Linked DNA regions of Homo sapiens: regions 1 and 3 are each linked to region 2. Evidence: chromatin contacts called from ENCODE Hi-C or POLR2A ChIA-PET data. All regions are on one chromosome and are shown on one strand. The core of a region is the stretch at or near the end of the contact, and the rest is flanking DNA. Distances in the headings are between cores, read along the strand shown.

The links. A loop is a pair of places that touch in the nucleus more often than their neighbours do. ChIA-PET counts read pairs that join two places held with the same protein, here RNA polymerase II (POLR2A). Pooled maps may share reads with other maps.
Region 1: a loop to region 2 is called in a map of CD8-positive, alpha-beta T cell, with 12 times the contacts of the local background. The contact joins the promoter of DNAJA1 here to the promoter of UBAP1 in region 2. A Hi-C loop is called at or near these places in 1 of 168 maps with a recorded cell type or tissue (CD8-positive, alpha-beta T cell) and 3 of 50 pooled maps. POLR2A ChIA-PET finds 5 or more read pairs at or near these places in 5 of 52 experiments (GM10248, HEK293, IMR-90 and 2 more).
Region 3: a pooled map shows a loop between it and region 2 (4-fold over the local background). The contact joins the promoter of SMU1 here to the promoter of UBAP1 in region 2. A Hi-C loop is called at or near these places in 1 of 50 pooled maps. POLR2A ChIA-PET finds 5 or more read pairs at or near these places in 2 of 52 experiments (HepG2 and WTC11).

The regions. Positions count from the first base shown.
Region 1 is chr9:33,023,784-33,026,522 of GRCh38, forward strand. It overlaps DNAJA1 (DnaJ heat shock protein family (Hsp40) member A1), which reads left to right and starts at 1,490. Exons shown (of 9, transcript NM_001539.4): 1 at 1,490-1,600; 2 at 2,692-2,739. The coding sequence starts at 2,702. It also overlaps a transcript of APTX not described here. RefSeq lists enhancers at 330-925, 1,248-1,542, 1,520-2,114, 2,071-2,140 and silencers at 1,401-1,550, 1,831-1,970.
Region 2 is chr9:34,177,487-34,180,547 of GRCh38, forward strand. It overlaps UBAP1 (ubiquitin associated protein 1), which reads left to right and starts at 1,557. Exons shown (of 7, transcript NM_016525.5): 1 at 1,557-1,754. RefSeq lists enhancers at 606-1,564, 1,370-1,799, 1,565-2,521, 2,522-3,061.
Region 3 is chr9:33,075,193-33,078,174 of GRCh38, forward strand. SMU1 (SMU1 DNA replication regulator and spliceosomal factor) reads right to left here and starts at 1,482. Exons shown (of 12, transcript NM_018225.3): 1 at 1,391-1,482. The coding sequence starts at 1,416. RefSeq lists enhancers at 1,344-1,493, 1,664-1,863.

The DNA of each region.
Region 1 (2,739 bases), core at 240-2,739, 1.2 Mb before region 2:
GCATGAGGATGCTTCCAAGGATAAAGTTCAAAATTCTTAGCGTAGCATATATACCAACAGACAAAGGCATGCCCTAACTAGCTTTGAAGCCTCACCTCCGGCTATTCTAGCTCCCTTAGCTATGGCTATATCCAATTAGTTGCAATTTCCTAAAAACATCATATTCTTCCACACCTTAGTATAGCCTTCCCCTGTGCTTTGTCCACTGCTCTCCTCCCATTTTCAAAACTCAGCTCAATTGCCACTTTCCCAAAGAAATTCTCTCTGATCTATCAGGTTAATATAGGAGGCTCTCCCCTACTGACTTCTACCTCATGGTTTCTCTGGCAGTCTGTTGACTTGTTTGGCTTCTCACTAAAGTCTAACTGGGGCTTTTCAACTCTGCATCTCCAGTTCTGTTTTTGTTTTAAATCGAGACGGGGTTTCACCATGTTGCTTGGGCTGGTATCAAACTTCTGAGCTCACGCAATCAGCCCACGCTGGCGTCCCAAAGTGCTGGGATTACACACGTGAGCCACCGAGCGTGGCAAACTCCATCTTTCTTGGTGCTAGATACTGACATACCTGCTGTGTCCCTGGATAAAGAAGCGGACCCCAATTCCCATTAAGCCCCCGTGGTACCATTTTCAAGTCCGAGGTCTTACGTTGCAGATTGTACATCCAGGTTCCCTGACCCGTAGGATTTAAAAGTGAGGTCAAATAATTAAACAAATTGTTTTAGTCAGACACTCTTGCGGCTACTCTGTAGCCAAACTGGGTGAAAACCTGACCAGAGGAGTCCACGGCCCTCTGTACATCAAAGACGGTCCAAACGTCTCACTGTTTAGCTCAGTCCCAGACACACTGAGCTCAATCTGCACGAATCAGCGAGGTCCAGGGCAGATAACATGTGTCTAGGGGCCTGGACTTGCACAAAAAGCCTTAACAACTTCACAATTTGATTAATTATGCCGCCTTGGACCACGCGTGAAAAACAGCAAGACCCAAGGCCTATGCTATTGGTCTGGGGACTAGACCCACCTGGCTCAAGCATTTTTTGCTCGCCACGTTCCCAAAAAGAGAAGAGGCGCCCGTAAGAGGGGGGGGGGGGGGGGCAAGACTGTTCCAAGAGCTTTCCCGTTCACACACAGCTCCCGCTGGGTCACTGTACTCGAGCCCTTCCCGCCCTCGCGGGCCCAGGCGGCCACCCCACAGGTTTGGGAACCCTAGGACTTGCAGTGCTCCTGGGCCATGCCCCACCAGCCGGAGACTTCCGCACTCTCAGGCTCGCTGAGTGGAGAAAAGGGCTCCAGAAGATTCCACGAGCGCCGGGAAGCCGCGCTAGCACCAACACCCACAAGGCCTTTCGGCGCAGCTCCTCCCGACCCGTGCGCCCCCGCGCCGTTGCCCAGGTAACGGCGGGGCGGTGGCAGCGGCCGAGAAGGGCGGGACTTCCGGCGGGTGACGCGCCCGGGTTCGGCTACAAAAGAGGACGGCTGCGGCGCGCCGGGCGGAACTTTCCAGAACGCTCGGTGAGAGGCGGAGGAGCGGTAACTACCCCGGCTGCGCACAGCTCGGCGCTCCTTCCCGCTCCCTCACACACCGGCCTCAGCCCGCACCGGTGAGTTTGAGCCCTCGCGCTGCCCCTAGTCCCCTGGCTGGCGCCATTGGCGCCGGGAAACCGATGGAGCCGCGGTCGGGAGGCAGTTGGCCGCGTGGGTAGGACCGCTGTCAGTTCCTGGGCCCACGATTTCCCTTTTGGAGGGCTGGTGTGGTGCCCTGGCAACCCATCCCCGGCACGCACAGTGAATGGGCCCGAGACCTTTCCTAGACCTCCCTCCTTCCCCAGCCTGGGATCTCCAAGGAGCTACTGTCTTCGGCTGCCCCTCCGTGCGCGCCCCCGCGGCCCCCCTCCCCGTCCGTGCTCGCTCGGGGTGGGGGGGGGGAGTGGGGTTGGCGACCCTGCGCACGCGCACAGGGAGGCAGGGGCGAGGGGCTGCGGGGGGAGCCGGGCGGAGACTGCGGCTTTTGGTTTCGCTTTCTCTGTTTCCCCTCCCTTTGTTTGTTGAGGGCTGGGCTTTCCCCACCGCCACTTGGGTCCAGGGTGGGAGGGAGAAAGGAAGGAAATCGGTCAGCGCCAAGTGCAAGGGGAAACCTGGCAGGTAAACTCTGCCAGCCTGAGGGGCGAGAGGGATTCGGCTGGAGAAGCTGTAAGCCGTGGGCGGTGGAGGGCTTGCTGTGTGGAGCCAGTAACCTGTTCTATAAACCACTCCCCCCCACCACTGTGTGCCCAGACGTCTTTTTCTGGAGAGTATATGGAGTTTATCAGATTTGCCAAAGACAGTGATAGTGTAATGACCGGTAGACTGAACATATCAGTGCTTCTTTTGGTTACAACTGTCACCGCCTCTAGGGCAAACGGGAAGAATCCAGATAATAGTTGTGTTATATTAGTATGGAAGCTTTGGTGTAGGAAAATTGGAACCAGCTGCTAGAAGGCGGCTCTCAGATTATTTCCCGATAATGATTATTTGTTTTGTCTGTTCGAGTTTATAGCTGAATTATCGCAGGAATTGTTACCTTTTTGGTGAAATTTAGGGAAGGTGGTGTTCTTATAATCGGATTTTGCAAAGAGATTGCTCGGCCTTAGCTCTCTTTTTTATTAAAAGCTACCAGTTGAAAGCCGGTTAAAGTTGCATTTTCTTATTTCAGGCAGTAGAAGATGGTGAAAGAAACAACTTACTACGATGTTTTGGGGGT
Region 2 (3,061 bases), core at 307-2,806:
AGGGTCTCATTTGCAGAACCCAATAGCTGGGACTACAGTCGTGTACCACCATGCCCAACTGTTTTTTGTTGTTGTTAGAGATGAAGATTCTCCACGTTGCCCAGGCTGGTCTCAAACTCCTGAGCTCAAGAGATCTGACCATCTTGGCCTCCCAAAGTGCTGGGATTACAGGCGTTAGCCATCGTGCCTAGTCATTTTATTTTATTTTATTTTATTGCGACAAGATCTTGCTCTGTCACCCATGTTTGGAGTACACCAGCACAATCCTGGCTCACTGTAGCCTCGACCTCTCAGGCTCAAGTGATCCTCCTATCTCAGCCTCCTGAATAGTTAGGACCACAGGCACATGCCACCACGCCCAGATAATTTGAGTTTTTGTAGAGACAAGGTCTCACTATGTTGCCCAGGCTCACCTAATTTTTACCAAACTTTTTGTAGAGACGGGGGTCTCATGTTGCTTAAATTGGTCTTGAACTCCTGGGCTCAAGAGTCATCTTATTCAATTAATAATTCTCTGTCTCCTAATTCCAGCAGACATAGAAAGACACAGAAGGCCAGCGCCATGGCTCACGCCTACAATCCCAGCAATTTGGGAGACTGAGGCTTGAGCCCAGAAGTTTACCACCAGCCTGGGCAACATGGTGAGACCCCGTCTCTCCATATATATATATAAAATAATAAAAATTATCCGGGCGTGTTGGCATGTGGCTATAGTCCAAGCTACTCAGAAGGCTGAGGTGGGAGGATCACTTGAGCCCGACAGGTGGAGGTTGCAGGGTTGCAGTGCGCCAACATCGCGCCACTGCACTCCAGCCTAGGCGACAGAGCGAGACCCTGTCTCAAAAAAACAAAAAACACCCCAAACAGAAACAACAACAACAACAAAAACCCCCACAGAAGGCAGTGAAGGCTTGGGATAGGATTACCTGGTTTAAACCCATAGAATGTCAGAATTGAAGGAAGACTTAGAGGTCACCTTTGTTTTTTTTTCTTTTGATACAGAGTCGCGTTCCGTTGCCCACCTGGAGTGCAGTGGCGCGATCACGGCTACCGCAGCCTCGACCTCCCGGGCTCAAGCGACCCTCCTGCCTCGGCCTCTCAAAGTGCTGGAGTTACAGGCGTGAGCCACTGCGCCCGGCCTAGAAGTCACCTTTCAACTTAGTCCTCTATACATGGGAAAAGTGAGGTCCAGAAAGGGTATGAGTTGTACCAGGTCGCTGACCCTGAACAGAAGCTAGATGTCTTAATTCCCAAATAGGACTCGCTGCTAACTCTTTGGGCATACCTTCGCGATTCAAGGCTCTTGGGTTTCCCGCTTTGGCCGCCTCGCCAAACCCAAGTCTTACACTCTTAGTGACCCCCTCCTTTCCTCCTTCCCCCTTAGGTCAGCAGGGTTTACTCATTCCAATTGCAATGCTCCATGTTGCCGGAGTAGCTCCTCGCTAGAAGAGAGATTAGTTATGTCACCGTCGGCTCCTCCCATTGGTCCGGGCGTGTGGAGCGCGGCGCCATGACGTCAGACGCCCAAATGAGTGGGGCGGTGAGGGGAAGGAGGAGGGAAGTAGGACTTCAACATGGCGGCTGCGGCACTGGCGGTGGCTACGGTGACGGCCTGGCCCGGAGCGGGCAGAGTTGGAGGTGGTGGCGTTCGCTCTCCCTAGGGGCTGTCGGGAGCTCAGCGGGGACCGAGCCTGGGAGGCCGGCCGGTGCCAGCACCTTTCGGCTTCTGAGACGGCGGCAGCAGCGGCATTCAGGTGAGGGGGGCCTCCCTCTGGGGGAGGGGGAAGAGGGGCGGAGTTGGGGGAGGGGGGCTGGTACTGGGAGACTGGGAAACGGGATGGGGGGCCGAGCGAGGTGAAGGGCGCCGGAGCTAGGAGGTGGGAGGGAAAAGTGGCCGGAGATCCGCGATTCGGGGAGGATTCTGGGAGAAGGGTCGGAGTGAGGGGACCGGAGTTGAAGGGGCGGAGGGGAAGTGGGATGCGGAAAAATGAGTTCGGATTAAGGAGACTAATACCCTACTGGAAGACAGGCATAGTAGACATCTATCGGGCTGGACTGAGAACTCGGTGGGAACTAGAGGATGTCAGGGAGGGGGACCCAGATTTTAGTAAAGAAGGTGAGTGGTGGGGAGTTGAGGGTGAGCTGGGGACGTGCGGTGTAGATTTAGTTCTCCCTGAGGCAATGAGATTGGGGAGAAAAGGTGGAGACTAGACCAGAGGTGAGTGATCTTTGGGGATATCTTTGGCCTTGTCTGGTCTTCTCCAGGTATGTTTATCCGCCTTTTTTGTTTCTTGGGTGGAGGCTTACCTATACAGTCCACCTGGGCCTCAGGAACCGCCCCAGTCTTTCTTGTGGAACGTCAGGTTCATTTATTTGAGCTATATCAGTGATCTTTGACCTTTGTTGCCAAATGTAATTGTTTCCAGACTAGCGTCTTAAAAGTATGGTTGGGCATAAAAATACGTTTTATGTTAAACTGAAAAAAAAATTGTTACTTTTAGTCACCATGCAGTGTTGCGAAACCAGATTTGGTAATTTAGTTAAGTATTACGTATATTCTGTTCTAACTTTACTCGTTAGTGCTTTGTCTCTTCAGTTATTAGCATTTGAGAATTTGAATAGATATGATGGATGTTTTCCTTTTTAATTTTGTCAGATTTGATGGTGGGAAAAACAAGATACTTAGTCTTTAGTGATATATAGTTCTTTCTAGTTAATGTCCCAACCTAAACTAAAAGTTTCCGTATTGGCCGGGCGCTGTGGCTCACGTCTGAAATCCCAGCACTTTGGGAGGCCGAGGCGGGCGGATCACGAGGTCAAGAGTTCAAGACCAGCCTGACCAACATGTTGAAACCCTTTCTCTACTAAAAAGCCAGCCGGGCGTGGTGGCAGGCGCCTGTAATCCCAGCTACTCGGGTGGCCGAGGCAGGAGAATGGCTTGAACCTGGGAGGCGGAGGTAGCAGTGAGCCTAGATCGCTGCATTGCACTCCAGCCTGGGCAACAGAGCGAGACTCCGACTCAAAAAAAAAAAAAAAGTTTACGTATTATGGCAAAGAATGT
Region 3 (2,982 bases), core at 232-2,731, 1.1 Mb before region 2:
GGTGAAACCCCGTCTCTACTAAAAATACAAAAAAATTAGCCGGGCATGGTGGTGGGCGCCTGTAGTCCCAGCTACTCGGGAGGCTGAGGCAGGAGAATGGCGTGAACGTGGGAGGCGGTGCTTGCAGTGAGCGGAGATCGCGCCACTGCATTCCAGCCTGGGTGACAGAGTGAGACTCCGTCTCAAAAAAAAAAAAGGGAACTGATTGCTGCTACCTGCAGTAGTCTTTTTCTCTCATGGCCCCTTTATGAGGTATGCAGGTATCCAGACTTAGACCCCTGTTATTCTGCTATGATACTATCTTCCTTAGCACATGTCCGTTGACTTCCATTTTACACTCCCAAAATAAGTCATCTCTCTCCTCAAACAGCTCACATTTGACATAGCCAAAATCAAATTCCCTACCTTCAAACAGAAATGAATACATAAAGAGCTAGAAGCTTTGAAGATAGTCTGGGATTTGAATCAAAGTTATGTGACCTTGGACAAGTAGGTTAACATCATTTCAGTATTTGCTGAATGCATAAACCTCCCTTCCTCCTATGAAAAGTCTCCAAAAAAGGTCCTCTCCCTCCCTTACACTCAGACACAATTTTTATGTCTGTTAATTTAATTATTATTAAGTGTTGGCAAGGACAGGTGGAGGATGGAGTTCTGGAAAAGCACACTAAGGTCTTCTTTAGTCACTAATTCTCATCCCCTATTCCTTGAAAATTTTTCTTTCTAGCCCAGTCTCCAGTCTGTCTCTCCCCAGACAACCCAAAATTCCGTGCCAGATCGGGCCTGATAGTTGTTCATTCATTCCAAAAGCTAGTTGTTCATTCATTCCAAAAGCAATTAACTCTTCCTCTAAGGTATGCTAGACACTGAGACCACAAGGAAAAGGAGCTCCTAGGCACCGACAAAGGCTAGTTTGGGGTGAGGTTATCAAACAGTGACAATACTGAGTGATAAACGCTAGGCAGAGAAAAGCAAAGGGGCCGTATAAGCAGAGACAACGAATCACATTGCATAAGCTGGACAGGGAGAGAAGCAAGGCTTAAAGAGACCTATCCCCTTGCGCAGATAATTAGACTGGAGTCCAGAGTGGATCCTTAATTTGGTCAATCACAGCGCGCCAGCAGTCGGCCAAGGACAGAACTTAGGTCTGCAAGGTGTGTTTTCCCCACCCGTGCCACCTCCCTCGAGGTTTTGGGCTTCACGTCTGAGAGCTGCTACTTTCCTGTGGGCCCACCTCCGAGGTAGCGAGATCCAAGATGCTTCTTTGGGGGCAAGGAAATGGCCCTCCACTCCCTGGCCTCTCGGATGCCTTCTCCCGAGTACCCTCCGCCCCACACCCTTAACCTCCAGGCCCCCGGCAAGGCGCGAACATCCCCACCGCAGGACTCACTCCGAAGATTCGATTTCGATCGACATAGCCGTATCTCTCCGGGAGCAGGCCCCAGCTCTCCCTCAAGGCCAGTCGCGCAACACACCAACGACACCTCCGGCGGACACCTAACGTCACTTCCGCTTGGGTCGGCGTCTGGCTCCCGCTCTGGAGATAGAGTGAACGAAGAGTAGGGGCGAGGTTCGCGTAGGGGCGGAGCCCTCAGGGGCTGTCAGAGGGCGGAGTTTATGCCCCTGCCCCAGAGAAATACGCATCAGGAGGAAGACTGTTTAAAAGCAGGCCGGAGCCGGGTGCGGTGGCTCACGCTTGTAATCCCAACACTTTGGAAGGCCGAGGCGGGCGATCACCTGAGGTCGTGAGTTCGAGACCAGCCTGACCAACATGGAGAAACCCCCGTCTCTACTAAAAATACAAAATTAGCCGGGCGTAGTGGCGCATGCCTGTAATCCCTACTCGGGAGCCTGAGGCAGGAGAATCGCTTGAACCCAGGAGGCGGAGGTTGCGGTGAGCCGAGATCGCGCCATTGCACCCCAGCATGGAAAACAAGAGCGCAACTCCGTCTCAAAAAAAAAAAAAAAAAAAAAAGAAAGATAGAAAAGAAAAAGAAAAAAAGCACCGGGCGCCATACAGCTCACAAATGTACTGAAAAAGAAAAGCGCTGGGGCGGAGCGCGGTGGCTCGCGCCTGTACTCCCAGCGCGCGAGTTCGAGACCAGCCTGGGCAACATGGTGAAGCCCCGTCTCTACTAAAAATACAAAAAATTAGCCGGGCGTGGTGGCGGGGGCGCCTGTAATCTCAGCTACTCGGGAGTCTGTGGCAGGAGAATCGTTTCACCTCTGGAGGTGGATGCGGTGAGCCGAGATCACACCATTGCACTCCAGCCTGGGCAAGGAGAGCAAAATTCCGTCTCAAAAGAAGAAAAGAAAAGTAGTGGTGATAAGATTGTAGTAAGAAAAGCAAAGAAAAGAAAGAAGAAAAGAAAGAAAAGAAAAGAAAGAAAAGAAAGAGCACTGGTTTGGAAAGATTGCTTTTTTTTTGAGACGGAATCTCGCACTGTCGCCCGGGCTGAAGAGCACAATGGCGCGATCTCGGCTCACTGCAAACTCTGCCTCCCGGGTTCAGGAGATTCTCTTGCCTCAGCCTCCGGAGTAGCTGGGATTACAGGTTTCTTGCCATCACGCCAGGCTAATTTTTTGTATTTTTAGTAGAGATGGGATTTCACTATGTTGGTCAGGCTGTTCTCGAACTCCTGACCTCGTGATCCGCCCGCCTCGGTCTCCCAAAGTGCTGGGATTACAGGCGTGAGTCACTGCGCCCAGCCAATGTTGCTTTCGTTTGATGTAATTAGTTGATTAGATTTAAGATGAGGCTGAATATGCAATACCTGATGGGATATTAATACATTCAAAACCAACATAACACTAGCCAAAATTTATAGGAAGAGTTAATTGAGGATTTTGGTTGGTTGGTTGGTTTTGCGTTTTTTTGAATCAAGGACTCGCTTTGTTGCCCATGCTGGAGTGCAGTGTCTCGATCGTGGCACACTGCAGCCTCGACCCCTCCAGCTCAAGCAATCCTCCCACCTCAGCCAC